Regions from separate parts of the Homo sapiens genome. Here region 2 is linked to region 1. The links are chromatin loops, found by intact Hi-C in ENCODE. Cell type or tissue: IMR-90. All regions are shown on one strand. Each heading gives the region's core, and the rest is flanking DNA. Links, peaks and the distances in the headings are about the cores only. Region 1 overlaps CDIN1 (CDAN1 interacting nuclease 1). Region 2 overlaps LOC145845 (a long non-coding RNA gene).

Region 1 (16,678 bases), core at 5,928-10,927:
TTTTTTTAAATCTCCAAACCAAAGAAATAAAACTCTTCCCAGGCTTCTGTGTTCTCTAGTAAGGTGGAGGCATGATGAAGGGCTTTGAGACAAGGTGCTCCATAATGGTGGCACATGTACAAGATGGAACACTTGAGAGGGATTGTCCATTTCCATAATTTCTAGTTCTCCCCTTAGCTGATGGCTATAATTGGCTTCCCTAAAATTTTTCCTCTGTCTGTGCCTGACTCACTAAATTGACGTGCCTAGAGATCCTAAACTGGTGTGTGATTTTCCCATATAGAGTTTAAACATTAACGGGGTACTATTTCTTCTCATGTTATATTGCATTCAACGTTTTTCAAATGCCTGATATAAAAACAGGCAACAAACTAGTTCCTCATGTGATATTTAACTAAATGTGCTCCCAAGTCCACCCAGCTAAGATACTCGGTAACATGAAAGAGCCTCAAAGAGTTGGGAGAGTGTAGCACAGATTAAGAGGAGAGCTGAGCACAGACTTAATTGCAATGCAACATTCATGCAAGGGTAAGGTCCTTATGTTTTCAGATGGACAGCTAAAGCATGCAGAACCTTAAGAGAAGACATCACGTATTTTATGTTCCTCCTCTTCTTGAGTATGCAATCTCTGAAAAAGACCACAAGGAAGTAAATACCTTTACCTTAAAGCTCCTTTTCTATAGAATCTAGGAAGCTTAAATGTGTACACTCTACTGGGCTCAACATTCTCTGAGAAAAATAAATATTATTTCTGGAGCTTGGGAAGAAGCAAACCAATTAAAGAAAGATAAAGCAGGATACTCCTACAAAGCATTATACTTGGATATACTTGGACATCTCACAATTGCTAGGCACAACCTCTCTAAACCTGTGAAGAATACAATGGAACACCAGCTGTCTGTAGTTAATGATTCAGAGTGCTGGTCAAGGCGTATTTTCTATAAAAGCAATGCAGCTACAATCTCTTGACCTCCCCCAACGCCCCCTGCCACACACACACATACCACACACAAATTTGAAATGTAGAGCCATTTTTCTCTCTAAAATTAAAACAGAATTCAACAATACTACACAAACTTTGATATAATACTACTACAAACTTTGCTTATTTTTTAGGAACAAAATGCAAAATGGAAATCTGGAGGGAGATTACTGATACACTGGGAAATTACTGAGGGGGGAAAAGGGAAAAATCTGTAAACTAAATTCAAGACATAAAGAAAAATGTATCCATCCTATCTCCCACCCTATGTCTTCTCTTCCTAATTTCCAACTGCATATCAAGGATGCAAACATTTTATGCCTAACCACAGCAAATATCCCCATAAATGATTAGGTAGATGGCAACATTAAGCTTAGTAGTAATCAACTATAAAAAAAAAGTTCTTAATAACTATAGGTCAAATATATAATTGAACGTCAGTATCTGTTGGGGGGACTGGTTTCCGGACCCTCATGGAAATCAAAATCTGTGGATGTTCAAGTCACTTACATAAAATGGCACAGTATTGCATATAACCCATGCACATTCTCTGGTATAATTTAAATCATCTCTTGATTACTGATAATACCTACTACAGTGTAAATGCTGTGTAAACAGTTGTGAATACTGTATTGTGTTTTTTTGAGGGGGGCAGTTTTTTTTGAGACAGAGTCTCGCTCTGTCACCCAGGATGGAGTACAGTGGCGCAGTCTCGGCTCACTGCAACCTCCGCCTCCTGGTTCAAGCTATTGTCCTGTCTCAGCCTCCAGAATAGCTGCCACCACGCCCGGCTAATTTTTGTATTTTTAGTAGAGACAGGGTTTCACCATGTTGGCCAGGCTGGTCTTGAATTCCTGACCTCAAGTGATCCCCCACCTTGGCCTCCCAAAATGCCGGGATTGCAGGCGTGAGCCACCACGCTGGGCCTGGTTTTTTATTTTTATTATTTTTTGTTGTTGTAGTGTTACTTTTATTGCTTTTTTTTTCCCCAAATATTTTCAATCCATTGTTAGCTGAATATGCCAATGTGGAACCCATGGATACAGAGGGTGAGCTGTATATATATGAAAAAAGTGGTTACTGCCCCAGGCTTTCAACTACTTTTGCTGGGAAACTGAAGATAAATCCAAACGGCTCTATAACTACCTTTGCACTTAATTTTATCCCCACAACAATCTTCTGAGGTAGGTACTGCTATCCTCCTTATTTTAGAGATGGGGAAATGAAGGAAGAGAAGTTAAGTAAAATACATAATTAAACAGCTAGAAGAACAGTAGACCTGGGAATCAAAATTTATATCCAATTCCAGAGCCCAAAGTCTTAATCCCAATGCTAATCTGCCTTCTTAACAGTTCCCAGAAATGAGTTCTGCAAATCATGTATGCTAATATCCCTGCTTAAGCATTTATATGATGTGACATTATACTCCAAACAACCCTGAAATGTGGGGCATGTGGCTTTTTTGCTAGAAAATTGAAGGCACAGGAGGTCAAGTGTTTTGACCAAATTCCATGGCTTTAGACATTATTTCCTTTTTAAGAAATCAAATTGCAGTTTTTCTTTAACTTCATAAAAAATGTTGTTCTTTTATGTTTTTAAAGATAAAGGAACTACTGACTGCAGAAAACAGTCAAGGATTAAAAGACTGTGTGGTAATTTCCATTATTCTCCCTGCAGCAAAGGTATATTTTAACCACCACTATTGCCTGAAGTGTCTCTATCTGATTGCATATGTCTTCTGCTCAAATGTTATTCACTTCATATTAAATATAAAGCAGCTTTAAATTTGTTCCTGAACCAGGCAGGCAAATATAAATAATCCAATCATCTTCTCTATAGAGGATGCCGGGGCCCTCTGTAAGTGTTAATTTTATAAAACAATATTCAATGAAGAGTTTCCTAGTTATCCAATGGTGCATCTTCTGCGTAAAATTCAGATGTCCACTCTTAGAATTCATTCTGGACTATAATTTTCCTGTGTTTTTGCTCTATGTCTGATGTGTATGAATCTGTTTGTGTGTATCTATATACACACACATATACATTTAAAAATTGTGTGTTAAACATACTTTTTTATAACATGCTTTCATTATATAAGATACTAACATTTATCCATGTCATTATATATTCCTTTTTAAAAATTATTTTTATTGGAAATAAAACACAAAAACCCACGTGGAACAAATGCACAGCCCAAAGAATATTTTTTTAAAAAAATATAACCACTTAGGTTAACAAACAGAACACTGCCAGCACCCCAAAAGATAACGCATCCAATCACTACCCTCCTTCCCTCTCACAAATGAGCCACTTCTGATCTTTCCTAGTTTTTCTTGATAGTTTTACCACCCAAATATGTCCCTTAGGTTCTACAGGTTAGTTTTGCCTGTCTGTAAACTTCATATTAAGTAGATTACACAGCATGCACTCTGCATCTGGCTTCTTTCACTCACCAATATGTCTGTGAGAGTTAGCCATGTTAATTTAAGTGTAGTTAATTCATTTTCATCACTTATATTCTATCGAATGAGTATACGCCAAATTTATCTATTCTATTGTTGAATATTACTACTGTGGACTCACTCCTGGGTGAGTCTCTTGGTGTACATTCACACGCATTTCTGATGGGTATAAATGCAGGAGAAGAATTCTGGGCCATCTGACATGCACCTCTCCACTTCAGCAGATACTGTCAAACAATTTTTCAAGTGTTTGTAACGACTTTAAACTCCCACCAACACTACAGAAGAGTTCCCATTGCTGTACATCCTCATCACACTTTCTCTCAATCCATGGCTTGCCTTTTCATTTTCCTTGTGGTACCTTTTGAAGTACAAAAGTTTTTTCAGTTGATGAAGTCCAATTTATTCTTTTATTTTGTTTTAGTACTTTTTGTGTCTTGTCTAAGAAATTTTTGCCTACCCACATTCATGCAGATATTTTCATATATTTTTCTAGAAGATTAATAGTTTCGGCTTTTACGTTTAGGTGTATGATTTACCTTCAATTAATTTTGTGTGTTAAGGAGGGGATCACAGTTTGTTTTTATTATTTCCATACAATTATAAAATTGATCACACACGTTGGTGCCTCTGGGAGGTTAAATATCTGAGAATCTATTTTGGGACTTTCTAATCTGTTCCACTGAGTTGTATGTTTATCTTTACATAGGTACCACACCATTTTGATGACTGTAGCTAAACCAGGTACATTCAATGTAAGTACTGATATATTCAGGTTTAAATCTATCATCTCACTAAATGCTATTGTCTTACCCACTATATGTAATGTTTCTCTCCATTCTTGCGTACTTTTCAATTGATTCAATGTTTATTCACTACTTTTCCTCTTGCAACTTAAAAGTTACATACTCTTTTACTATTCTTTTAATAATCACTCTAGAAAACCATGCTGCCTCCTCAATGTATCAAAATTTATTATTGATTGGTGATTTATTGCTTTCTGGAAAATATAAAAACACTACAACATTATTGAAAGGTCCCCTTCCTGGAATGTAGGATATTACTGAAATTGTCTTAAGTCTGTATATTTCTTAAATCTCAAAAGACACTGCTACTGTTGCATATATCTCTGCTTACTCAGATTTACCCACAGATGTGCCATCTCATTGTTCTTCATTCCTTCCTTTCCACTCTTTCATCTCCGTTACGTTCTTTTGTTTTTTTTGTTTTTGTTTTTGAGATGGAGTCTTGCTCTGTCGCTCAGGCTGGAGCACAGTGGCACCATCTCGGCTCACTGCAAGCTCTGCCTCCCAGGTTCATGACATTCTCCTGCCTCAGCCTCCAGAGTAGCTGGGACTACAGGCGCCTGCCACCACAAACGGCTAATTTTTTGTATTTTTAGTAGAGATGGGGTTTCACCATGTTAGCCAGGATGGTCTCGATCTCCTGACCTCATGATCCTCCCACCTTGGCCTCCCAAAGTGCTGGGATTACAGGCGTGAGCCACCGCGCCTGGCCCATTACCTTCTTTTAATAACTCCATCAGTGCAGATTTGTTGATGATGTCAGGTAACAGTCAAATTGTGGCTCTTTGTAATGACAATCTGTCTCATTCCTCTATCTGGCTTTAATATTTTCTTTTAACTTTGCTTTTTATGAGTTTCAACTATAAAATCCTGCCTAGAATTTGTTGGACTTCAATATGTGACTGCGTACCTTTCATCATTTTGGGAATATGCTCGATCATAATTTCTTCAACATTGCTTTTGCATTCAAGCTCCTCCCCGAGACTCCCAATGAACCTGTCAGCCTTCTCTACTGTATCCTCTGTTTCTTAGTTTCTCTTCATATGTTCCACCCTTTTGTTATTGTATGTTACATTCCGGTATTTTCTTGTGACCCACCTTCCAGTGCACTAATCCTCTCTTCAGTAATGTCTAATTTACTGTTAAATTGATGCACTGAGTTAAATCCATCCAATATTGGTTGCTGTATTTTTCAGTTCTAAATTTTCTATTTGATTCTTCTTCATATAAGTTCCCTGCAGAATGTTTTAATTTCTTTTATAACTCCCCGAACAAAGTTTAATTCTAGTAATTCTGTTTGGTAATTCCAATAACTGGATCTCCTTTGAGTCTAGTACTATAGCCTTTACTGGCTCTCATTCTTGTTGTCATGTGTCCTTATGCAACTGAGTATCTCTCATTATGTGTCATACTAGAGTCGTCCTTTGGTACACACAGGGGATTGATTCTAGGACCCCCAAGGATACCCCAAATTTGTGTATACTCAAGTCTCAAAGTCAGCCCTGCAGGACTCATGTATACAAAAAGTTGGTCCTCTAGATATGCAGGTTTCACGTCTTGCAAATACCATATTTTCAATCTAAGTTTAGTTGAAAAAAAATCCACATATAAATGGACTCACACAGTTCAAACCCATGTTGTTCAAGGGTCAATTGCATTTGAAAAACTATCTCATAAAAAATCTAAAGGCTGAAATGATGTTTTCTCCAGACAGAATTCTGACTTGATACTGGGAGTACCAGGAGTCTAGGATCACCTTAGTCAATTTCAGGTATTAATTTTTGGTGCCAATCAGATAAATCTGAAACTGTCAGGGGGAGATCTTTCAATTTCAGTTCACACTTACTCCTAGGGTATAGTCTGTTAGAGGCCCCCTGCCCCCAAAGCTTGGGATATTTATAAGAGTTCTCATCTTTGGCAAGCCCTCATCTCTAAACTTTGTCCTCTAGCCCTATAAAGCTGTCAAAAGTTCTGCTCAGGACTTGACTAGACTGCATCAAATCAAATAGTAATTAAATTAGAATTCAAAATTAAAAACATAGTCCTCCAAAAAATTTTCAGAAATTAAAAAACACATTCCTATGTTACTCATAGATGAAAGAGGAAGTGATGGAAAAAACAAAAATGCATAAAATTGAGCAATGGTGGTATGTATCAAAATTTGTGAGAACTTTGTATCATTAACTGGACTTTAGGAAAAAAGGCGAAAGGAACTGGTTTTACTGTAGGAGGTCTTAGCAGATTACGTATCCTACCACACAAAAGAAAATAGGAAACGAAATAAGAGCATCAAGAAGGAATACAACAAACAAACCCTCCTTATTTGCAGATGAGATGGCTTTCTACATAAAAACAGCAAGATCTACAAACAAGGTATAAAACTAGTATCTCAGAAAGGTAACTGGAGACAAGATTAATATAAATAAGAATTCTTATAAATCAGTACTATCCAATGAGAGAATGGAATAGAAAAATAGCTATCATTCACAATCAAAGGCCATAAAGTATTTAGAAATGTGTTTTTAAAAAATATATAAAACTTTTTGTTGTTGTTGTTGTTGAGACGGAGTCTTGCTCTCTCTGCAGGCTGGGGTGCAGTGGCGCGATCAAGGCTCACTGCAACCTCTGACTCCCTGGTTCAAGGGATTCTCCTGCCTCCCAAATAGCTGGGGTTTCAGGCATGCACCACCACGCCTGACTAATTTTTTGTATTTTTAGTGGAGACGGGGTTTCACCATGTTGGCCAGGATGGTCTCGATCTCCTGATCTTGTGATCCACCTGCCTCAGCCTCCCAAAGTGCTGCGATTACAGGCGTGAGTCACCACACCCAGCCAAAAGTTTTGAAGAAAGTTATAAAACATTACTGAAGAGCATAAAAGACTTTTTGACTAAACACAGAATTGTGACATTTTTATAAAGTATCATGGGTGGGTTGGGCATGGTGGCTCACACCTGTAATCCCAGCACTTTGGGAGGCCGAGGCGAGCAGATCACTTGAGGCCCAGAGTTCGAGACCAGCCTGGGTAACACAGTGGTCTCTGCTAAAAATAGAAAAAATAATCTGGGCATCATGGCGCATGCCTGTAGTCCCAGCTACTCGGGAGGCTGAGATGGCAGAATTGCTTGAACCCGGGAGACAGAGGTTGCTGTTAGCTAAGATCCCACCACTGCAATCCAGCCTGGGTGACAGAGTGAGACTCTGTCTCAGGAAAGAAAAAAAAAAAAAAAGTATCATGGGTGGAATGATAGTGTAAATAAAATTGTCAGTTCTCCACATATTAATCTATAATTTTAATAAAAATGCTACCAAAATCACAACAGAGTCTTCCGGTAGGACATAATAAATGTATGTTAAAATTCAAGAAGAATACATAAGAATAGCTAACAAATTCTGGAAAGCAATAACAAGTGGGGAACTTATGCTAACCAGGTATCAGCATAGATAAATGTCAAAAAATGTAGTGTTTACCCAAAAAAAGCACATTATAGAATTACATTCACATTTAACACCATTTATATAAAGTATCAAACAGCAAAATATAATGCCCTATTTTTTGTGAATATATATATGGATGTGGTAAAAGAAATATGAGACTGATAAGCACTAAACTCAAGAAAAGAGTTACCTCAGGTGACAGAGAAGAGGAAAGAAATCACAGAGAAGTACATTCAATCATACCTACAACAGTTCATCAAAAAACTAAAAATCAAAGTGAAAAGAAAACGTATAACAGTATTGGAATATGTCATTTGTGTAAAAGTAAAAAGCACCTGAAGCAAATATAAACAGATGTATATTCAAAGGGTTCATTTATCATTCTCTGTTCTTTTATATTTGTGCTATATTTTATAACAAAATTAATTAGGTAGGCAAAAAGAAAAGAAGGACAAAATTGAGGAGGAGTTGGATAAATTGATCTTTAAGATTCTTTTCTGCTCTAAGTCCCACCCTTTTCTAAATGTTCTGATTTAATGAGAGTCTTAAGTACCTATACTTCTTTCATTTCTAATTAAATTTAGGTATTAACTTTTTAGAACAAGTCGTAACATAAATCAGGTAAAGAATAAGAGGCTTGTGTGACACTTAATTTCACTTGCAAGACCAGGCTTCTGGCCATTTTTCTCTGAAGTAAACCTAATAACTTCAACACATTATATAAATAATAGATTTGTAAGAAATGTTTATCAGTCATCTTTTTAAATGTGGTCTCTTCAGTCTTCTCTTGCCCTACATGCTGCAGAGGGGAGAGAACCCTCTCCTTCCCCTCGGGAAATTCAATAATTAGAGTCTATAAAATAAACTGACAATTGATTAGCAGAAGAAAAGGTGTACACACTTATAACATGCATATGCATGGGGGATCCCACAAAGTGTGAGATGCAGAGAAACGCCAGATGGTTGAACTACGGTAGGGCAAGGGGAGGAACTGTACTATAAACAAAGATCATCTTATTATGCAGATAAAGTCTCTCAGGTGGCAGCCCTCAGAAGTACTGGTGAAAAGTCTGTCTGGGTGTGGTGTCCTGGGCATGAAGACCTGTCAGCCTCCTCTTCTGTGATATGAGTCATCTTCTCTGGTTAGTGTAGAATTCAGGGAAGTTATTCATGACAATCACATTCTTTCTGAAGGAACTTCCCTTAGTCAGATGAGAGAACTTCAGAGAAAGCTCCTCTCTGTGCTTCAGAGGGGTGGGAGACTAGGGAGCAGAATGTCCAAGAGACTGTAGTTTTGAGGCTACAAAGATGTAGAGAAATTGGAACCCTCATATATTGCTGGTGAGATTGCAAAATGGTGTAGCCGCTTTGGAAAACAGTTTGTTTCTCAACATACTAAATACAGAGTTATGGTTAGGCATGGTGGCTCACACCTGTGATCACAACATTCTGGGAGGCTGAGGCAGGAGAATCACTTGAGCTGAGGAGTTCAAGACCAGTCTAGGCAACCTAGTTAGACTCCATCTCTACAAAAAATTCCTTAAAAAGCTAGCTGGGCGTGGTGGTGCACGCCTGTAGTCCCAGCTAATTGGGAGGCTGAGGTGGGGAGATCACTTGAGCCCAGGAGTTCAGGGCTGCAGTGAGCTAGAACTGTGCCACTGCACTCCAGCCTGGGCAAGAGAACAAGACCCTGTCTCAAATAATATGAATAATAAATATACATAAATAAATTTTTAAAAAACACAGTTATCATATGACCCAGTAATTCTTCTCATAGGTTTATACCCAAGAGAACTAAAAACATGTTTCTAAACAAAAGTCTATACACAAATGCTCATAGCAACTTTATACATAATAGCTAAAAGGTAGAAACAACCCAAATGTCCATCAGCTGATGAATGGATCAATAAAATGTGATATACCCATTCAATGCAATATTATCCAGCAATAAGAAGAAATGAAGTACTGATATATGCTATGACTCAGATAAGTCTGTAAAATATATGAATGGAAACATCCAGTCACAAAGGCCACATCTTGTACGATTCTATTTGTATGAAATGTCTAGAATAGGAAAATCAATAGAAGTAGAAAGCAGATTAGTAGTTGTCAGGGACAAGGAGGGGAAAGATCGGGAGTGACTGATAATATGGGATTTCTTTTGGAGGTGATGAAAATGTTCTGACATTAGGCAGTGGTGACGGTTGTACAACTTCGTGAATATACTAAAAACCACTGAACTGTATATTTTTAAAGAGTGAAATTTATGGTACATAAATATCTCCATAAAGCCATTCTTAAAAAAATAGAAGATCAAAATTATGAACTTCTTTCCTTCTATGACTTCCATTTTTTCCATTATAAATACAAAATTTTAAATGTGACCTCACAACACTAAAAGGGATTATTTTTCCAGGTTATGTATCATTTCTCCTGATACGGGACCATTGTTCAGTCCTTCAAAATACTAGTTTTCTTTTGCAAATTTCTGGTAGGCATCCGCTATAGTTTGGTTTACTTGACCTCCTCCAAATCTCATGTTGAAGGTTGGTTACCGGTGTTGAAGGTGGGGCCTAATGGGAGATGTATGAGCCATGGAGGCAGATCCCTCATAAGTGGCTGGGTGAGTCTTCATATTAATGAGCTCTTGCTCTATTGGTTCTCTAAAGAGCTGGTTGTTAAAAAGAGCCTGGTATCTCCCTTCTTTCCTCTCTCTCCCCTCCTCCTCCTCTCTCACCATGTGGTCTCTGCACATATCAGCTCCCCTTTGCCTTCCACCATGAATAGAAGCTTCCTGAAGCCCTCACCAGAAGCAGAAGCCAGCACCCTGCTTCTTGTACAGCTTGTAGAACTGTGAGCCAAGTAAAGCTTTTTTCTTTATAACATACCCAGCCTCCGGTATTCCCTTCTAGCAGCAAAAACAGACTAAGACAACATCTTTATGTATTCCACAAATATGTATTAAACAATAGGGAGGGTGGCATCAACAGTTGTATTGTCAAGGGAGCACCAATAGGGAATATTGTCTTTATTCTTGAAGTGCTTAAAATCTAATTGGAAAAATCACTTAATATTTGTAGGTCTCAATTCCACCGTCTGTAAACTGATTGGTAACTTCTTTAGAATCCGGTTCATCTTAAAAGTTCTATGATTTTATCAGTTCTGCAAATCTAAGAGTTAAATTTGTTAAATTTCTCTCTACTTACAGCCCTAAGATGTTTAAGTAGAGTTTTATCAAAAAACTGCGCCTTGGTCCTAATAATAATAACCCATAATCATATTGACACTGGACATTTTTATGTGGGCCTACTGTAGCAGTTCTATTCTAGGTCAATAGCTACAGTGATTAAATTGTCTCTGAAGACCTCTAGGCCTTTAAAGTAATCAAACCACAGAGTGAGAAGATCAAGGAAAATAATTAACTTCTTTTATTCACCACTGATTGTAAGGTACCACTTCCTCCAACAGAGGTTAAATAACCATCTCGTGGTCTAACACAATTATTTCACTGCTGAAATTCCAGCCTCTCCTAAATTACCATATTTTCTGATATAAGACTTAATCCAGATATTTACTAAAAGAGCCGTCAGATCTTTACCTGAAAAGTTACCTAAAAAATAATATACATATATATGTATGCACATATACAAAATATTTAACCTCACAATTTCAATTCTTCACATATTTTCTTTAGGAGGTCCCTGGCTTAAACTTGGTTATCACAAGAAAATAGACAAGAAGGTTATGAAGACCTAGAAGCACCCGCCTCTCCTCACCAATTTGCAGTAACTTCAAATTCAATAATTTGTTTGGCTTTCAAGATTTTAATCATGGTAGCCTGATGCAGAGGAAAACAGAAGTGACTGGATTCTAGAAATAAATGTAGCTTTCAAAGGGCATTTGTCAAAAGGGTTTAGAATATAACATGAGACGTTAGAGAGTAATGGTATCAATTCTTACTCAAGTGACAAAATCACTTCTCTAACAAGCAATGTTCAGCATAATTTAGTAGGCACTAAATTATGATATTATTACCATGAGCGAGATAATTGTTAACCACTAACAAATAATCTTTCTACTCCATGGTATCCTTTTGCCTTTTCTTCCACGAAAGCCTTAGTCTTAAAAATAGCACCAAATAATATTGTAAGTTTTTCCTCAGTAATATTCAGTGCTAAAAAGATGATCAGTTCTGACCCACTTCAGATGGCTTCTTAAACCAACTACTTATCAAAATCAAACAAATTAATTTTACTTTCTCAAGACTTTATCTTAAAAATAAAAATTTACTAAACATCCTACCATGGTCACACACTTTAGTTTCCTATGGTTACTGTAACAAATTACCAAAAACTTGGTGGATTAAAATAACAGAAATTTATTCTCTCACAGTTCTGGAGGCCAGAAGTCCAAAACCCTTATCAGCAGGCCAAAATCAATGTCTTAGCAAGGCCATGCTCCCTCCAGAGGCTCTAGAGGAGAATCCATTTCTCATCTCTCTCAGCTTCTGGTAGCTGCCTGCATTCCTTAGCTTGTGGACACATCACTCCAATTTTCAAGATCAGCATCTTCAAATCTCTCTCTGCTTCATTTTCACATTGCCTTTTAGTATGTGTGGTAAAAACTTCCTCTACCTTGCTCTTCTCAGGATGCATGTAATTCCATTTAGGGCCCATCCTGGTATTCTAGGATAATCTCTCCATCTCAAGATCCTTAAGTTAATTACATCTGCAAAGACTCTAAGTCTATGTAAGGTAACATTTACAAGTTCCATGGCTTAGGACCTAATATCTTTAAGGGACTTACTTTTCGGCCACCACCATCCACCCTCTGGCCTTAAAGATTCATATCTGACCCACATGCCAGATACATTTGCCCCATCCCAGCATCCCCCAAAGTCCCAACTCATCACAGAATCAACTCAGGTTCAAAATGTCATCTAAATAAGCATCATCTCAAACTCCCAAATCTTACCTAAATTAGGTTTGAGTTAGATTATGGGGATGATCTATCCTGAGGCACTTCTAGATATTTACCACACAAAGCCCTACACACAAATTTTTATAGCAGCTTCATCTATATTGGAAAGAATATAAACAACCTTTAATAATGGATGAACAAACTGTGATACATCCATATAAAGGAATACTACTCTGCAACAATACAAGTAACAGCATGGAGAAATCACAAATGTGCTCTACTAAGTAAAAGAAGCCAAACTCAAAAGGCTATCTACCACATGATTCCATTTCTATGGCATTCTGGAAAAGGAAAAATAGAGCGACAGAAGGCAGATAAGTGATCCTTAGGCTCCAGGGCAGGGGGGAAAAACTGACCACAAAAGGGCTAACGGAATTTTTAGGGGATGATAAATATGTTCAACATCTTGACCATGGTGTTAGGTCCAACACATGGCTACACAACTCCATGTGTTTGTCAAAACTTGCAGAACTGTATAGAAAAGGAGGGAATTTAACTGTATGTAAGTCAAAAATAAATTTAATTAAAATTGGGAAAAAAAAATTTACAATGTTTCACACATTTACTGTAGCCAGTGTTCCATAAACCCATGCTGACCTGGTACTAAAAAAAAAAAAAAAAAATTACAGGCCTCCCACTTCTCCGGCAGGGGCAGCTGCTGAGCCAGGAGTCACTGGGCATGTGGGACCACCTCCCTGATGTGATGCAAGATGTGAACCTGGTGGGCCGCCCACTGACCTGTTGCTACAGTCCCTGAAGTGAGTCCCCAGGTTGGGCCTGCCAGGTCGGGCTGGCTGTGCCCTGGCCCTGGTGATGGTTGGTCCAGCTGGGGCAGCAGATATTAATGTGCCAGGCAGTGCTGGCAGGTGAAGCCCCGAGTGGACCCTGTAGATCGGATGGACCACGTGGAGTACCACTACAGCAAGGCCATGCCACTCATCTTCATGAGCAGTATGCTCTGCAGCGGCACCATGCTGATACTCACTGGGCTGGATGCCCACCTTGAGGTGCACCGCAGCAAGGAGACGCACATCATCCCTTGTGTGCTGGCCATGCACCAGGCCTGGTCCAAGTCTGGCCACAAGAAACTACAGCTGGACAAGGCGGGCGTGACTGACGAGGTGCTGGACATTGCCATGCAGGCCTTCATCCTGGAGGTGATCTCTAAGCAAAGGGAGCCAGCCCATGTGCTCTCCAACAAGGACCACTTCAGACTCAAGTCCTTGAATCACTGGTCTACCTGTCACACCTGTTCTCCAGCTCCAAGTTCCTGCTTATGGCTCAGGACAGCCATGTCTCCATGCACTCCTTGATCACATGCAAGGTCACTATTGCAAGGTCACTACCCAGGCTTCGACCTCAGCAGCTATGGCAACTGCCTCACCAAGTGGAACAAGGCCATAGAGGTGATGTACACCCAGTGCATGGAGGTGGGCAAGGACAAGTGCCTGCTCGTGTACTACAAGGAACTGGTGCTGTAGCCTAGGAGCTTCCTCAGACTCATCCCAGACCATCTCGGCATCACCTGGAGCAACACTGTCCTCCACCATCAAGACCTCACTGGCAAGTGGAATGGCATCTCCCTGTCTAAGATCCAGTGGTCCATGGATGAGGTCATCAAGCCTGTGAACCTGGAAGTGCTCTCCAAGTGGACTCACCACATCCCTGGGGACATGGTGCCAGACATGGCCCAGATTGTCCCATGCTGGCTCAGCTTAGCCATGACCCCTATGCAAATACCCTCCCCAACCCCCACTTCCACTATAGCAACCCTGACCCCCATCATCATCAGTAACGCACACCAAGTAAGGGACTATAAAACACCAGTCAATCTGAAAGGATATTTTCAGGTGAACCAGAATAGCACCTCCTCCCACTTAGGAAGCTCATGATTTCCAGATCTCTGCAAATGGCTTTGTTGCCCAAAAGAGAAGAAACTGCATTTAAGTGGAAGTTGGACCCCTTATCCAAGCATATTGCTTGCTATTAGTCGCCAAAACAGGATGGCTAATGAGGAATATATTTGCATATGTTTGCAAAACTGAATCATTGAAAACATACCTTGAAACTCTATCTTTGGATACCCTACGGTGGAAAGCAATGATTGTGGAACTCGTCTGGCTTTTGAAACTTAGGTATTTTATATTTTTCCCCTCGAGAACTATTTTTTTTTTTTTTAAGAAATGGATTTGCCATCCTCCTTAATTTGCAGGACTCCCTTTGTGGCTTTGTTTGCTGGAACAAGGCCCACAGACTGTGCTTCTCTTACAGATCCTTACTTTGAATTTTAAGAATCTACTTAAGAATTTAATATATAAGGCCTTCCCTGATTCCCCATCAGTTCTAGCTAGTTTTGAAGAGAAAAAAAAAATGATTTGAATAAAATGAACAGGGGCTTAAATAAACAAAAATTTAAAAATAAATTATATATATCACATAATATTTAATACATGCAATTTTAACATACATATCTAATTTTAATATATATTTAAATATATCCTGATGACAATAACAGAGATGTACCCAATACAAAATACATAATCTCTAAGAACATATAAACTATTTTTTGTAGAGTTCATCTTGAATAAATTTACTTACTATAATCTGATAAAAATGCTTAAATGTGAAATAAAAGGTAACAAAATAATCCAGTAATTAAATATTAAAATTAAGAAAATGACAACATTTCAACAAGAGAACAAATTTCTGTTGTTTAAGCTACCCAATCTATGGTATTTTGCTATGGCAGCCTGAGCACACTAAGGCACTGGGGATCCTTACGTAACAGGCCATACTGAGAGTTGATGATTAATTATTCCTCCAATATTCCCAGCTAGCTAACTAATTCTTCAAGATCCAGGACTGGGCCAGGCTCTCCCGAGTTCAACTCTGAGTCTCTTTCTTGAAAAGCAAGTTCTAAAAACTTCCACAGAAAACAAGTTTGTGGCTGCATCAGGTTAGCTACATATGTTGGGTTTTATGAAGTAATCTAATTTTACTCCAAGGTGTCGAATTTTTTCCCCTAAATTTCAAATATTTTCTGGTTTTGCTTATACAGAAAATATCATGAATGAATCTCTCTTATCAGAGAATTCTTCAATGTATGAAATCCTGCTAGAATACATAAGACATCCTACTAACTCTATGCAATCATAAGTGAATGAACATCTAGAGGTTAAATTTAATTCCGTGACCATAATGCTACTAGTCTATGTCTAATAAGCACAGTTACTTTCCAACCTTTTCACAGAGTAAAAAAGTTTAGAATACTTTTTTTTTTTTTTTGAGACAGGGTCTCGCTCTGTCGTCCAGGCTGGAGTGCAGTGGCGCAATCTCGGCTCACTACAAGCTCTGCCTCCCGGGTTCACACCATTCTCCTGCCTCAGCCTCCCAAGTAGCTGGGACTACAGGTGCCCGCCACCACACCCGGCTAATTTTTCTTTTGTATTTTTAGTAGAGACGGGGTTTCACTGTGTTAGCCAGGATGGTCTTAATCTCCTAACCTTGTGATCCGCCTGCCTCAGCCTCCCAAAGTGCTGGGATTACAGGTGTGAGCCACCACACCCAGCCTAATATACTTTTTAAAACCATTTAAATATTTCCTTATTCTTTTTCTGCACAAAAATATATGTTCTGCCCCCACTAATCTTTCTTAATTTAATAGGTCACAGAAACCTCATATAAAACCCGCAAAAATGACTGGTCACTTTCACTTTGTAATTCTTATAATTTATAAAAATTGTAGGTATAACTACCATCTTTACTACTTTCTTCCCAAATAAATTCTCAGTTATATTAAAATAATGGTATTAATAATCTCATACTTTTTCCCTGTCTTCTGCTTCTTACTCCCATCCCAACCCCCAATTACCAAGCTGATACTTTTAAGAATTTAACAAGGAAATGCAAAAACTTGCATAAAAGTACCTTCCTGAATATGCAGTTCCTTTAAACAATCTCAGTAGTACTCTCAGGAGGTCAAGCAAACTATTTGAAGCCTCAGTAGATGAC
Region 2 (16,678 bases), core at 8,188-13,187, 230 kb before region 1:
ACAGGGAAACACAGACAAATAGAAAGGGCACCATGATATATTCTTTTTTTTAATAAAAAACCAAATATAATGGAACCTAGCTTATGAATGTGTAACACATTTTTATCTTTTCATTTAAATATTTTTTTCAGATCCAAGTAGATGGTTGGGAAAGAGAGAATAGTTTATTTCACTTATTTTCTGTCAACTAGGGATGACTTTGGACAACTCTTCCCCTTTTAACCTTTTTAAAAGAGACTGGCAAAGAGAAGAAGGTGGCAACCAGAGCTGCCTAAGTGGAGGGAGTACACACAGGTTTAAATAATGAAGGCAGGAGAGCTCAGCAGCTTCACACATCACTTTACAGTCAGACAGTCTGGGTCGCAATGCTGGCTCAGCCTCTCATCAGCTACACGACCCTAGGCAAACTCACACTTCCAAACTTCTCATAGGGCTTTCACATGCTCACCAAAGGAATTAATGAATGATGAAATTTATCCTAGTACTTGGCTCATGGTGAGCAGTCAATAAATACCAGTTATTATTGTTAATGGGATAGTTAACATCCTATACCACCCCTACCCCTAAGCTTAGACAGGACCTCATGTGAACAATTCATAAAATTTTAACATCTTCTACTTTTATTAATCATATAAGAATTCAACACTTCTGTTAGTTTAGATTCTCCATTTGTTCTATATTGTGTAGGTCACTTTAATTGCTTGTATATTCGCATCTGTATAGTTATCATTTAATATTCCATGTTTGAAAAAGACCCACACAGCATACATTTTCATGGGCAAGTCATTGAGTAAATAGCTTACTCAATGGGTTTGTTGGTTATTAGGTAATGGGAAGACCACTATGCTGAGAGCCAGGAAAACTGGATTCTAAATATTGTTTCCCACTTATTAGCTCTGTAATTGGGCCTCAGTTTCCTCACCTGCAAAATAGGTTGGAGTAGAAAATATCCAAGGTCCATTCTGGCTTTAATAGTCAGGAATTCTATGACTCACATAGGAAACTTTTCCTAGAAGAATCTTTTTGCTTCCTTTCAAGTACACATTGAGAAATATTATGTGCCTGGCCCTGTGCTAGGCCCTGAGACTCAATGAGATATAAGTAGAGTTCTGTGTTCAAGACATTTACAGTCTAGCAGGGTGACTAACATTACATTACAGTGTAATAACTGCTATTTTACAGATATCTTTGGGGAATTATAAGACCTGATAGAAGCAACATCTAATGAATGGGAGGCAACTACGTGACCAGGGGAAGAGAAGGAAAAGCTTTGTAGAGGAACTGGCACCTGAACTGTCTTGAGGAATAAATAAGAATTAAGGCAGAGGTGAGGAGAAAGGCATGACAGGAGGAAATAGTATGTGTAAAGAAACAAACAAACAAACAAAAACAAAAAAGAGAGAAAGATAAGGCCATACAGAAAACTGGTAGTTAAGCCTGGCTGGAGGTCAGAGGGTATGTGTGACTGAGTAGACATGTGACTTCTCCCTCTTCACTCTTCCATTTCCCCACAGTCAATCTTATAGAGTCCTTTGGCTTCAGTTACCCTTCATTGGCTGACGATTCCCCAGTTTTCTATTTTTGGCCTAGAACCTACATTTGAGCTTTAGACCTATACATTCAGTTCTCCAGTAGACATCTCTATAGGTCAAGAGGCACCCTAAACTCGTGATCTTCACCCCTGAGGAAACACCTTCTCCTGTGTTCACTGTCTTGGTAAATGGTATTACCATCCACCCAGTTGCTTGTGCTAGAGATTGGGTTTTATCCTTGATATTTATTTTTCTTTTCTTCATCCCCAATGCCTCCACAAGTGGTATCAAATCCAATAAATTTCCAAGGCCTAATAATTATGCCCCTAAATGCATCTTTAACCCATATGTTTCTCTCTGTTTCAGCTGCCACCACCCTAGTTTTATTTGGACTTCACCATTGGGGGTTCTGGAGCCAAATCTGATCTCTTCATATTCCTATTCAAAATCCTTTGATGGAAACCCACCACCATTCTTAAGATAAAGTCCACATTTCTTAAAATGTTCTAAGGCCTTGACTGATTTCACTTCTGTCCCCCGATCTTCAGCCCCATCTGGAATCCCCTTATTCTCTTTAATCCAGTCATGTTGTCCACCATTACATTGTTCAAATAGTATAGCCTCGTCCTACCTCAGAGCTTTTGCACATTCTGTTTCCTCGGTCTGGAAGGTTCTTCTTTCCTCCACTGTCCCCCATCTGTAACTTAGCTAACTGCTATTCATTTCTCAGATCTCAGTTTAAATGCCACTTCTGCAGGAGAATTTTTCTTGACCATTTCCCCTCTAGATTAAGCTACATTCTCTATTCTCATAATAACATTTAAATTTTCTTTGCATCATTATCACAGTTATACTTCATTAATAGTTAATTATGTCATGATTGGTTTAATGTCTGTTTCCCCAGCTAGACTATGTGTTCCATGGTGACAAGGTCTGGTATCTTGGGTTCACTATGGTATCCCCAATGTCTAACCAATATTTTTGAAGGTAAAAGAAGATGAAGGGAGGGAGGGAGAAGTCAAAAAATATAAGGCCTGAAAAATGCCCATTGGATTTAGCAACTAAGAGGTCATGGATGACTTCAGAGAAGGCAGTTTCAGTGGCAAGGCATGGGTAGATGAAGATTGAAGTGGGTTAGGAACAAAAGGGAGGTGAGAAAGTGAAGGCAGTGGGTGTAAACTAATTTGAAGAATCTTAGTCATGGAAAAAAAGCAATATGACAGTAGATAAAGGGAAGATGTAGGATCAGGGCATGTTTTGCTTTCTAAGATGAAAGAACTGAGCTTATATATTTAAAGATAAAGCAATAAAATAGAAGACATAAATTAATGGAGATTAACGATATAGAAAAAGAGAAAAGAAATTAATGAAAGAATATTAGAGGGTTGTAGGAGAGGCTGGGATTTAGAGCATAAGCTAAGTTCTATAAAAGTTAAAAGTCACCTCCTCAATGAGACATAAAGAGGAAAGTAAAGGCAGGCATACATATGGATTAAATGGTGGTGTGGGGCTGAGAAAATAATGTGGATGCTGCTTGATACACTGGATTTTCTCCCAGTTGTAGGAGGCACTCAGAGAAAGGGGATGGTAGGGAAAGGCCATAAAGAGAGAGGCAAAAGCTTAAAATCATTGTTGAGGGGAATAGGAGAGGGAGCTGATCAAGATCAGGTCATAAGATTGCTGAACCTTGCCAAGGGAGATTTGTGGTGCCAACCATCCATATCATTGTGTAATTTTCTCCAAAAGTGCTCAGCAATTTCAGTGAGGGAGTGAGATGCTTGGGTTCTTCTAGATCTGAGAGTTTGCAGGGTAACAAGAGTTTGGAAGTTAAGACTACATGTTTGGGAGTATTTGAGCTAATAAACCATTGGGTCTAAGTTAGATAAAGAAGGAAATGAAGACACAAAGTGGGTGACAGGCTGAGTGTAAATTTAGGGACATAAGGGCTATATATTTTCTTGGAGAAAAGAAGCTAAAGGTTCTCAGAGTTAGGAGAATGTAGGAGAGTATAATGAGAGATTGTTACATCAGCATTTCAGATGGAGAGGTGGAAGTTTCCTCTTCTATGCAGAGGGGATAAGTAGATCCAGACTGGCCATAGTGACAGATATCAAAAGAGGGATCTTTACGTCAGTCCTAAAAGGTATGACAACATCCTCACTTTCTCTTCCCATTTCATTCTAGGAATTTCTTTTATGATCCTTGGGCCAGATAACTGAAAGATGGCAAAGGAGAAAGTGGGAATATGATTTATTCATTAGTTCTTTGTCAGTTTAAACCAATTCACTTCAACAAGTAGTTAATGCGTGAATACCAGGTACTAAGGTATTGCTGCGTGGTAGAGATTCAGTGTTTGCATTTGAGATCCATCATTCTGTTAACTTTGTGGAGAATAAATTTGGCTGGGGCTGGGGAGTGAGAGTGGGCACAAGATTGGAGGCAATAACAATTTGACTTCACCATTTAATAAGGCTATGACTTAGGAGTATTTATTTAACCTTTCTGTGTCTTAATCCCTTCATCTGTATAATGGGAATGCTAATAGTACATATCCTGTAGGTTTATTGGGAAATTATTTATTTATAAAGTGTTTAAAATATACCCTACAGATTTCATGGCTGGAGCAGGAAAAGTTATGAGCTTGGAATATCTTCAGTGCCTGAAAGTGAGGAAGTGCTCCCAAAAATATGAAGGCCTGTCAAAAGGTACATGAAGCCAGCTTGAAGAGGCTTCCATCAAAATAAATAAGGAAGTAATGGATTATTGTCTACTGAATAGAACAGGAATCCAAAAAAAAAAGAACAGGAATCCGTGAGTCTATAATAATAAATAGATAAATAAATAAGAAGAGAAAGCTCTTGCTTTTACAGTAGTAAGCCAGCTAATATAGAGGGAATAATGAAGTTTAAAAAAAATCACCATTTCCCGAGCCTGGGCAACATGGTGAAACCCTGTCTCTGCAAAAAAAAAAAAAAAAAAAAAAACAAGAAAAACACACACACACACACACACACAAAATTAGCGGGATGTGGCCGGGCACAGTGGCTCATGCCTGTAATCCCAGCACTTTGGGAGGCTGAGGCGGGTGGATTACCGGAGGTCAGGAGTTCAAGACCAGCCTGGCCAACATGGTGAAACCCCTGCCTCTACTAAAAATACAAGAAAATTAGCTGGGTGTGGTGGCACATGCCTGTAATCCCAGCTGCTCAGGAAGCTGAGGTCAAAGAATTGCTTGAGCTCAGGAGGTGGAGGTTTCAGTGAGCCGAGATCTTGCCAGTGCACTCCAGCCTGGCTGACAGAGTGATACTCTGTCTCAAAAAAAAAAAAAAAATTAGCTGGGTGCACATGTAGTCCCAGCTACTCAGGAGTCTGAGCGGGGAGGATAGTTTGAGCTCAGGAGGTCAAGGCTGCAGTGAGCCATGTTTGTGCCACTGCACTCCAGTCTGGGTGACAGAGCGAGACCCTGTCTCAAAAAAAGAAAAGAAAAGAAAAGAAAAAAAGAAAATCCTCATTTTGCAACATCACAGAAAGAAATTGATTCAGGCATGAATCATCAATGGATGCTAAATTTAGTGGAGCAAAGTTGATGAAGAACAGGATATTTATATGATATTGCAGTATCTCATCATAGATTATTTATTACAGTAGGAAAAAATTAACTATGCAGAGAAGAAAACAGACAATACCTTATCCAAGTGATCTAAACTAACATCACCAATAAAGACGATGTGCCTCCAATGTGACACTGTGAAAAGAACACATTCTCACTTCTTGGTCCTCCAGCCCTAAACGCACAACCTGAATGTAGTCACGTGACACATCACACAAATCCATATTGAGAGACAGTCTATAAAATATCTGGCCTGTATGCTTCAAAGGAAAGGCCAAGTAAAGATTCCACCTTAAAGAAGACCAAAGAGACATGAAAACTGTGATTTATGATCCTAGTCTGGATTCTGTAGTGGACAAATTTGCTATAAAGGACATTATCAGGGAAATAGATGAAATTCGAATATGGACTTGAGATTAGAAAAAGTATCAATGTTAATTTTCTCAATTTGGTGACTGTACTACATTTATACACTGAAGAAAATATACACTGAAAGGTAAATGAGTAAAGTAGCATTATCTATACAACTAACTCTCTTAATTGCTTAGGAAAAATATGGAGAAGAAGAGAACGAGAATACTAAAGCAAATATTGCAAACTTATGTAAAAATTGGTGAATCTGGGAAAAAAAGTTGTACAGGAGTTCTGCATACTTCTTGCAACTTTTTTGTACATTTGTAATTATTTCAAAGTAAAAGTTCTTAAAAGATGAATGTGCAGAAAAGAAAAAAAGCCTGACCCATCGAAAGCTCTCAACGAAAGTTAGCTATCATCATCACCATCATCATCAGTTGAGATATTCTTGCAGTGTTTCAAGTAAGAGGTGATAGAGAACCTCATTTCAGTCACCAGGCATTAGAAGTAGGAATGGAGTAGACAGGAAATATTCAAGCTAGCTGCACCAGAAATTCTGGCAATGATGTGGGGAGTATTCCATGATGTGAAATGCCACATGCCACTAGATTTATGACACATCACTTCAATGGACACAGCCCATGGCCAGTTCTTACCATGCAAAATGAATTTTTCTGTAATGTATTCCTCTGTGTGCTCAGCAGCATAACATTCCATCAAACTAGATGCAGTTGGCTTCTGTGTCCTACAGAACCTCTGTAGGAGCAGTAGTGGAGAGAAAAAGCTAGTTTATTTTCAGATGGACAAATATCTTCTTTAATCTTTTTTCTTCTCTTAGGGAGAGAACAAGAAGGAGGAGGAGCTAGAAAAAGAAAAAGCAGTGGGAACTGTCATGGGTGAATCCCAGAATGGGCATCCCAGATGACATCTGTCTCCATTCCTGCCATCTCTTCCTGGCTGCCAGCCACTTAGCCTCCAGGTGTTTGTGTCTAAGGCCAACTCTCTTTCCAGACTAGAAGAAAGTGAGGCAGCTCACCTTTTCATTTAGGTTTACTTTGGAAAGTTCTGTGGTTGAATATCAACATAGTGACTGATTTGTGGCTGTAAAGCTGTAGCAGCTCAGGTAGCACATGTAAGAGTGAGACTGGATGGAGAGACTGGATGAATTATGCCATCTTACCAAGGCATTGATTAGTTGATTAAGGCTTGTTTGAGCAAAAAAGTGAGTTATATCAGATATAGTTATATCAGATACACTGATACTCAAATCCCACCAGAGAACTCAGCAGGCCACCGATAACCCATTCACTTTTCTTCTCCCGTGACTTTACTCATCTTATTATTAAACAAGGAATGTCTTGGTCCACCACTGAACCAAGTTTAAGAGTCAACTCAAATGCCACTTACTTCTTGAAGCCCTTCATGATACTGTCAAGGATAATGGAAATATATGATTTCTCCCTTTCATCTATATAAATTATTTCCCCATATATACATTAACATGTCGTCAGGAAACTTAACAGAAATATGGTAACTCTTATTAAGTTTCCTTTAAGCATTTTTTTCTATACTTGTGCCTTAGAAAAATTGGAAGAACTAGAAATGGAAATATTGCAGAGTGAGAAACTTATGGGATGTTCGTTAGAGAGAGTATCATGAAGGAAAACATGAGATTAAAGACACTGCAACTATCTGAGAGGCCTGTGTAAAATTGTGTAAGCAAAATAAGGAATCTAATATTGAAATATGCAAATAATTTTACTTTTAGGAACTTAGACTCCTTTGTAGAGCATTAAATTTTATGCTATATTAAGTAGAGGTAATGCTGTTTTGTACATAAAAACTATCTTTGGATTATTTACCTTTCCTTTTCTTTCCGAAATTGTTGTCTTTTCAACTCCGTCTTTAGGGACAGACAAATGATCAGCTGAGTGGTATAATTAATAGAAGCACCAGTTTTAGAAGCTCTACTTCTGGAAGTAGAATAAAAAGGAGGTGTAACCCAGAGTTTAAGATATCCACTGATAATGAGAGTATTTGAGTGATGGTAAATGGCAAGGAGAAAGACTTAAAGATCTATCTAGAGACAAACCCTTATACTCTAGGCATGCTGCCAGATAAAGACTAAAAACAGCGTGTAAGATGGCAAGGAAAATGTGCTGTTTGGTTTCTTCATTGCCATAAAAGCCACTGAGAAGGGCTTAAAGAGATATGCCATTCCTAAATGGTAACATTAGACTTCTTGTTCTATGACTTGAGTGAAAAATTTTGCCATTAGGAAATGGGGACAAGGAATGTCATCTTCAACACAGGGTAGCTTTTTGGTCTATCTACTCGTGGTCAACAAAAGGTACAGTAAGTAAGGTCACAGAATGGTCACCCCACTTTGGTTCAATCCTGTTCTTGGACAGATCAGTAACTCAACGACGCTTTGTTTTTCTTTTGTGAAGCCTCTTCAGCCTTGATCATAATGATTTCATTAGCAGTGTGTGCTTGATTTTTGCACACCCACACAATGTTTTGTATTACCCAACAAACTTACAGAATGTAGCCACAGCTTCTTGCTCCAGGAAATGTCTATCAATTTAATTATTAAAACTAGTTTAATGTTTGGTGCCCTGTGAGCAGGATCTTTAAGATGAAATGAGCCAATCCACATTCCATTATTTCACTGACATTTAACATAATCCTTGCAGCTATCAAGCTATGCCTCCCAAATCTAAGACAATGAGTAAATGTTATTAGTTGAATCGGTGACTAAATCAGCTAAAATGGTTGCTTGACTAAATGAACGAGTTACTTGATACATCGTGAACACATTGAAGGAAATTGGAAGAAATGGAATTCTGGCTCCTGGGTCCCTAAAAATTGCTGAGTGTGTTTCCTTTTTTGTAAAATAGGTATATTAATATTTTGCCTAGATGTGTTACAGTAAAGATTAAAAATAAGTCAAGTAAAATATCTAGCATATAGCAGAGAATAAATGGTTGCTGTAACTTATTATGATTATTTATTAAAAGTTCAAGTTGCTTTGAAGAAATTAAGCAATTAGTTACTGGTCTATCTGGATCTTAGAAAACTCTAACTAGTACATTCAATCAACTTAAGATAATAGCAAGACGAAGTTTAAAGTTAGATTAATTCAAGTTGTTAAGCAGCTTAAATAGCAAGCTCACCATTTATTTTAGTTTACTTTTTATCTGACTTCATTTTTAGTTTGAGCTGTTTTATGAAATATTTTTTAGTAAATGGCTGATCTCACTGGTATTCTGCTGTAGTAAAAACTGAGTAAGATAGTAATACTGATTGTTTGAAGAGGGAGGAAGCTGTTGTTTCTTGTTCAACATTTTATGAAATGGATTGCAAATCCAGGCAGTAATCTCAAACACTGGAATCCCCTATACATTAAGAATCCTGGCAGTCTAAAGATTGTAAGCAAAAAGGCAATAAATACGTCAAAAGAAACTTTATAAATGGGTTTTTGCAAGCCAAGAAAACTGCCAAATAACTTGTAGGCTATAGATGTACTAATGCATTTGTCTTTCTGACCTTCCGATCTTGATTCGTTTTTTGATGCCATCGGCATCTCTAAGGTTACAATTTGGTGGAGATTCTGGATTGCAGTTGTGCTGTCAAAGGGTCATTCTTCCTGGTAATGAGGTAACTAGTAGTCCCTGGGAGAAAGGAGAAAACAATCAGGTCTTGAAAGCTGAAACATACTGAAGTGGAGAGTAGGTTCTTGGCAGAGGCCCAGCTCCTCTTTCTCAGAGCGTTTGTCATCATTGCAACAAAGAAGAAAATGGTGGGGTCTGCATAGACAGCTATAAAGTGGGGACCTAAATAACAAAGAAACACAGGCACCCAAATCCCATGAACTGGAATGTATTTGGAGGCTGTTTTTGAGAGCACTTTGTTTTTTCATTTACCATATTGTTGAGTCACATGTTAAGGATGTGGGTCGCATTAAAAAGAAGCATGATGCTTATTTTGAAGCAAATTATTATCAAAAGAGTATGCTTCAAAACATTTCTTAATTTCAACTTGAAGCGAAGTCATTTGACTTCGGAACATATGCCTTTGCTAAATTGTTGCCAAAAAAAGACAACTTAATTTTTGCATTCATTGCTTGCAAAACTGTTGATTCAAGATGTAATGGAAAGGTAATTCACTCATTATCGCTAGTGAGATTCACTTCATAAAGCCAAAGGTAAACTTGAATACTTGTCACATTTAGTCCAAATGAAGATTGTGACTAGCCTGTGAATCATATTTGTAATTTAAACCTAAATAAAAATAGTAACAATGACAAATAATTACAAAATACAGAATATATGTTAATATGTATAGTGCTATACATATTAGATCCTATAAGATATCTGAAAAATAATATTTGAGTAGAACATATGTCTAGTCATGTGCAACTCAATTTCATGGACCTTACAGGCACTAAATTCTCATCTACATATATTCTCTAAACTAGACTTTGGGCTTTATGACACAGTTTCTGCATTAAATTTTTTCCTGTCTTGAAGGTAAAGTTTGGATTATTTTTACAACATTTTATTTTATTATTTTCCTTAATGGCTAATATATTGACATGGTAAGAAACTCAAACAATACAAAAAGATATACAATGAAGATAAGCCTTCCATTCCCAGCCCCCAGTGGATTTCCTCTCCCTGACAGTTATTGTTAGCATTTTCAGCACACCATTCTAAGTGTATTATCTGAATATTTGAGTGTCTATTTCTATATATACACCATTCTTTTTCTTTTTTCTTTTCTTTTTTTCTTTCTTTTTTTTTTTTTTTGAGATAGGCTCTCGCTCTGTTCCCCAGGATGGAGTGCAGTGATCACTCCTCACTCCTCTGGAGTAGCTGGGATGACAGGCCACCACATCCAGCTAATTTTTTAATTTTTTTTTTTTGTAGAGACAGGGTGTCCCTGTGTTGTCCAGGCTGGTCTCAGTCCTCCACCTTGGCCCCCCAAAATGCTAGGATTACCAGCATGAGCCACCACACTTGGTCATTCTTTTTCGTATTAACATAGTAGCATAACTGGGTCATAATAGGAAGCAGAAAGAACATTCAAACTTGGAAAATTGGAGAACAGTTTACAAATAAAGAAATTATCAGCGAACATATGAATATAGGGGAACCACAAGGAGATAGTTTAGTAACCCAAGGTAGTATCAGTGGAGCTGTCACATCTATAGGCTCAAAGAAATGAGGAATGTGATGGCTATTGTTACCTGAACTTGGAAGGAAGAAGTCATGTAGGAGAAGAGTAGTGATACAGTTAGCCTAAGGCCAAAAGGGAATGAATGCTGTGACCTCATGCTCCTCTCCTCTGGTGTCATGCAGGGGTTCCCAGTGGCCAAATCCAACCAGCAGCCATGGGATCTAGAAGCCCAGTGGTATAGTCCATATAGGTTGGTCTCCACCAGCAAAGAACAGAGCAGAGAAACGGTAAGCAACTGGAAGACATCTGCTATACACGCTTCTGCTCCATGCTTTTTGCAGTTAAGGATATATGTTGGAGATCCTTCCATCCATCAACATCTATAGATTTCTATCCATTCTTTTGAAAGAGGTAATCTATTTCATTGTGCATAAAACATAATTTATTTAATTGGTCTTCTATTGCTAAACATTTAGATTGATATTTTGTGTTTTATGAACACAAACACTATAATAAATATGCTCGTATATATGTCTTCATGCATATGTGTTCTATATCTTTGATATAAATTCCTAAAATGGAATTCCTTCTTATTAATTTAGGTCAAAATGGAATTTTAGTGCTTATTTATCTCAACAGGAAAAAATGAAATTACTTTTACATTTGGGCATAAAGTTTTCAAAAACTGGTTGTAAGTGCTATTGCCCCAAATCCAAATTGTTTATTGCTTGAATATCTAAATTCTTTTTGATTTTTAGAATGGTATAAAATTGTAGAAGTTACAAAAATAACATGTACTCAGGAGCTAGTGAGCCTGTGCTGGAATCCTGGCACTGATGCATGACTGTGGGCAAATTTTATAACTTCTTTTTTTTTTTTTTTCGCCCTTGTCGCCCAGGCTGGAGTGCAGTGGCACAATCTTGGCTCACTACAACCTCTGCCTCCCGGGTTCAAGTGATTCTCCTGCCTCAGCCTCCCAAGTAGCTGGGATTACAGGTGCATGCCACCATGCCCAGCTAATTTTTGTATTTTTAGTAGAGATGGGGTTTCACCATGTTGGCCAGGCTGGTCTTGAACTCCTGACCTCAGGTGATCCAGCCTTGGCCTCCCAAAGTGCTGGGATTACAGGGATGATCCACTGCACCCGGCCTTATAACTTCTTTATGTTTCACTTTCCTTATCTGTAAAGCAGGTATACCAGGAATAACAGTAGCTACCTCGAAGGGCTTTGGAGGGGCTCAAATGAATTGATGTATGTAGATTGCTGAGACTAGTACCTAGCACTATGTAAAAGTTTTGTTGTTGTTATTGTGCAATAATGATCCTTTAACAGCTGCTTCTTCTTGCCACCACTTTTATAAAGACTTCTATTTGTCCCTTGTATACATCTTGCAAATATCTACTTTTCAGATCTTCTCACTTTTCTCTATGCAACTACTTACTTTACTTCTTTCAATATTTTTTCACTTATTTCTCCAAGGAACCTCTTCAAACTTGCCCTAACCTACCATGATATACCAATAGTATATCAGAGCTTTTTTATATGTTGTTTTTATTGATATATGTTTATTCATATATATGATGCTATAATATATATACATACACAAAACATGAGACCCACTACTCTGGTTAGTGGCTTTGGGTTTATTCTGGATCACACCAATGGCTAACTCAGTTGATCTCTGCAGTAGTAACAAATAATGCTTATTTAAACAGCATGCCTTCCAAAGGCCTTAGGTTTTGTTTGTTTGTTCATTTGTTTTGTTTTTACTAACATATTTGAGACTTACAGCATCTGCTAATTTATCTAATCTTCTCTTCAATTATTGTACTTTCAGCCTTCACCATAACTTCACGTAATGATTATATAAAATTACCCTTTCCTCTTATTTATCTCCAAACTAAGTTTTCCAAACTTTAAGGGGTACCTCCTAGTTCTGGAATTACAATTTTCATTAAAAAGTTGTTTCCTCTACCAAGACTGCATGATTTTGCAAACTAATATCATTTACTCTCTCCAAACAATCATTTTTAGATTTATCCTAATAATGGGAAAGAACAAAATTCAAATGGGCAGAGAAAATACAGTTTCCTTATTTTTGCTCTTGTCATGCTAACTTGAAGTCCATTCTGGTTTCTCTCTTAATCTGAGCCAATAGGGGTCATTAGATAGTCCTTAATATCCAGAGAAAAAATGCTTATCTCTCAGAAATTTTGGTCTCCCACCCTTCTGACCATCTCCTCTCCAACATGACATCTCAAGAAACTTTTGAATTCTTGTAGGAGGCGTAGAGGATAAGGCTTTTTATTTCATTGTCACTTGTCCATCTAGGCTGCCACTCACTGTGTTGGCTTTCGGTGGCCAAAGTCTACAGCTGGTATAATACATACGGTGGGTTCTCTCTGATTTATTGGCGCCCAGTGGTGCATTCTGACCTGCATGTCCTTTCTCAGCCCTTGCTGACTCCTCAGGCACTGCCACTGCCCGAGGCTCTGTCCAGTCAGCCTCTAGGCCAGATGGTCTGCCTTTGCCATGGAGTCACACCATCCTGTTCGGAATGGACCTTGGAACGTCCACTGTATTCATGCCACTTAGGAACTTAGAGGGACTCGGAAGAGCGAAATAAACCATCTGGTGGCCAGCTACACATTCTGGCTTGTTAAGTATCTCATGTTGGCATAGGACCATTCTCCTTCTGGTATTTTCTTCAATGTATCTGTATATATACCAGAAGACAACTTTCTCTGAAGGGTCACCTCCAAGTTGGGGATGAAGTATGGAGAAAGGGACCATTGAGGTACTTTCCTTCCCCTTCTCCACTCTTTCCATCTTCCTAATTTCTTCCATAATACCCTGGGTCTAAAAGGAGTAGATTGCTCCCTTTCACTGTGTCGTATCTTTCTTCTACCTAAGCCTTACAGGGAGAAGAAATATTCTCTGGGAGAAAAAGGGAAAATAACTTGAGCAGGTGCTCTAGGCTTGGTTCTTGAAAAAAATAAGAGAAAAAAGAATAATCTAGACATTCCTCTCTCAAGAAAATGGCTTTTTATGACCATTATAAGACTATTTTATGGAAATTTTCAAATTGATATTTCATTGATACAAAACTACATTTAAAATGTCAGGATCTGTACATTTTGTATCCTTTTGTAATTATCCTAATTCTCTTTTACAACCACCTGACCTCTTGACTTCTTCCTTACTAGGGGTTTCCTTGGGTCAATCAGAAAGGAGGTCATGAACTTAGAAAAGTAAAAGAAAAAAGCAGACTATTTCAGAATATTACCTCCAATACACTTACCTAATTAATTAATCTATTTGATAATACCTACATTCCTTATAGCAAATTAGGTAGAGCCTACTCTTAGATCTTCACATATTATCATTCTGTGACACCCCCACTGAATCTTTCTCAAGCTTCAACATATCTATCTTACCAAGGCACAACGATGGCACTGCAAGAAAGTGTTCCTGGTTCAGATGAATTATGACATCATGCTGTGGTTCAGAGAAAGGATAATGTCTTACTTTTTCCTGATAATACTTATTATTGTGCAGATCTCATTTTCTGTGATTCCCTATTACTGATAACTGATGCTGAGCATATGAGAGCTCAAAGCTCATTAAGGTACTTATCAGTGGGAATTCCACTGACTGCAACAGGTGGCTGTGGTGAGATGTTGGGAAAGAGGAAAGATAGAGGCAGGCATTAGTTTCCTCATTTACTCTGAACCTGTCATCAAATTATATTAGGTTAAGAAGCTAGAAAATGGTTAGCAACAGTTGATGAAATCAGCTTTGCCTTGTATTGACTCTAATTGAAACAAGTTGTAGAACCAACATTATGACAGGAATGTCAGAAATATAAAGAGGAAAAAAATACTATGTCTTCATGTTACCAAGTGAACTTTTTTTATTTTTTATTTTCCCATTCCTATTCATATTTATTATATCATTTGTAATAGATAAAATCTTACTGACAGTAACACTTTCAACATGAATTGGATTTCTCATAATATATTTATGCTCCAATTAAAGACAATTTGACCTTGTAAGATTAAAAAAACTTTTTGCCCTGAGAAGGTCGAGGATACAGTGGGCTGTGATTGCAACACTGCAATCCAGTCTGGGCAGCAGAGCGAGACCCTGTCTTAAAAAAAAAAAGGTTGGGAAAACCTTTAAGACTAACACATCAGGACTCTGACTAGTGTTTAAAAAAATTATGCTTTTTTCTTATGAAGAACTTATCACTGTAATTGGTCTTACTGTTAAAATAGCCTAATTAGTTGATGGGGACGATACTAATTTACCATGACAAATATATTAATTTCCTGATGTTGCTTTTTAAATAAACAGAATCAAATTATTTTTTATCTTAAAAATACCCATGAGATTATTTTTTGTGATGGTATATAAATGTCTTTAAGCTTTTGTCATTTAGTTATCACATCATTTCTAGTCTTTCCCAACAGCCTTCAAAGATAATTATCATTCTTGAAGATTTTACCGGGTATATTTGGCCCTTTGCTCTTTGAATTTTTGGCTTATTTGCGAACTAGTTGACATTTTTCTGATATTTAGTCTGCTTATCTATGAACATAATATATTTTTAAATTTATTTAGGTCTTCCTCCTACATGTCCTCAATAATAAATTATAATTTTCTCCATAGGAGTTTGCATGTTTGAATAATTTACAGTTTCTTTATATTTCTGTTGCTATAAAATTTGTAATGTTTTTAAATTTTAAATGAACATTGTTGGAGTATAATTTTTATACAATAAAATTTTAAGTGTACATTTTGATGAGTTTTGACAAAGGTATATACCAATATAATCACCACTTTAATCAAGACATACAGAACAATTCTTTCATGCTTATTTGTAGGCAGTCCCAACCTCCACCCCAGCCACAGAAAAACACTGGTCTTCTTTTTGCCATTTTGGATTTGTTTTGTCTCCTCTGTAATTTCATATAAGTGGAATCATACAGTGTTTATTCTCTTGTTTCTGGCTTCTTTGCTTAGCAAAATATTTTTTAGATTTACCCATTGTCAATGAATGAGTTCATTCTTTCTTATTTCTGAGTACTATTCACTACTGAATAGTATCCAAAATACTATTTGTTTATCCATTTAATTGTTGATGCAAATTTGATTGTTTTTAGTTTAGGGCTATTAAGAATAAAGCTTCTGGCCAGGTGCGGTGGCACACACATTTAAATCCCAGTATTTAGGAGGCCAAGGCAGGCAGATCACTTGAGTCTAGGAGTTTGAGACTAGCCTGGGAAACATGGCAAGACTCCTATCTCTACAAAAAAAATGCAAAAATTAGCCGGACGTTGTGGTGCACACCTGTAGTCCCAACTACTCAGGATGCGGAGGCAGGAAGTTCTTTTGAGTCTGGGATGTGGACATTGCAGTGAACCGAGAATGTGACACTGCACTCCAGCCTGAGTGGCAGAATGAGACCCTGTCTTAAAAACAAAAAAAGGAAAAACGAAAGAAAGGAAGGGAAGGGAAGGGAAGGGGAGGGGAGGGGAGGGGAGGGGAGGGGAGGGGAGGGGAGGGGAGGGGAGGGGAGAGGGGAGGGGGAGGGAAGGGGGGGACGGGAGGGAAGGTAAGGGAAGGGAGGAAGATGGAAGGAAGGAAGGAAAGAAAAGAAAAAAAGAAAAGAAGGAAGGAAGGAAGGGAAAAGAAAAAGAATAAAGCTTCTATGAACATTTGTGTACAAGAGTTTTTGTGGACATCTGGCCCTAATTTTAAGTCCAGAGTAGTATCATAAAAACAATCATTAATGTAGGACAGGTCTCAGTTTATCATCATAATATGCCTTGGTGTAATTTTTTTTTCATTCCACTTTGGATTTATTGGGCTTTTTTTTATCTGAAAGTTTACAATTTTCATCAAATTTGGAAAATGTTCATGAGTTTTTTTTTTCTGCTTTCCCACTTTCTCCTCTTTGGGATCTCCAATTAATCATATGTTAGAACACTTAAAATT

What was found. Peaks named below come from ENCODE experiments on the same cell type or tissue, not always from the same donor. Only the 100,000 strongest peaks of a DNase experiment are listed, where the experiment ranks them.
Region 2: it touches region 1 in a loop (3-fold over the local background); 2 of 110 quality-filtered maps call a loop at or near these places.

The regions. Positions count from the first base shown.
Region 1 is chr15:36,624,555-36,641,232 of GRCh38, reverse strand. All of the region lies in intron 1 of CDIN1 (CDAN1 interacting nuclease 1), which reads right to left. It also overlaps the pseudogene TPST2P1. Among named protein-coding and RNA genes, the nearest start is that of CDIN1, 53 kb to the right of the region's middle. RefSeq lists an enhancer at 13,600-14,101. In IMR-90, for the core only: no CTCF peak of the experiment used is centred there; a DNase peak (open chromatin) is centred at 8,832.
Region 2 is chr15:36,856,303-36,872,980 of GRCh38, reverse strand. LOC145845 (a long non-coding RNA gene) reads left to right here. Exons shown (of 7, transcript NR_024264.1): 6 at 4,142-4,237; 7 at 6,335-8,538. Among named protein-coding and RNA genes, the nearest start is that of MIR8063, 110 kb to the left of the region's middle. In IMR-90, for the core only: no CTCF peak of the experiment used is centred there; no DNase peak of the experiment used is centred there.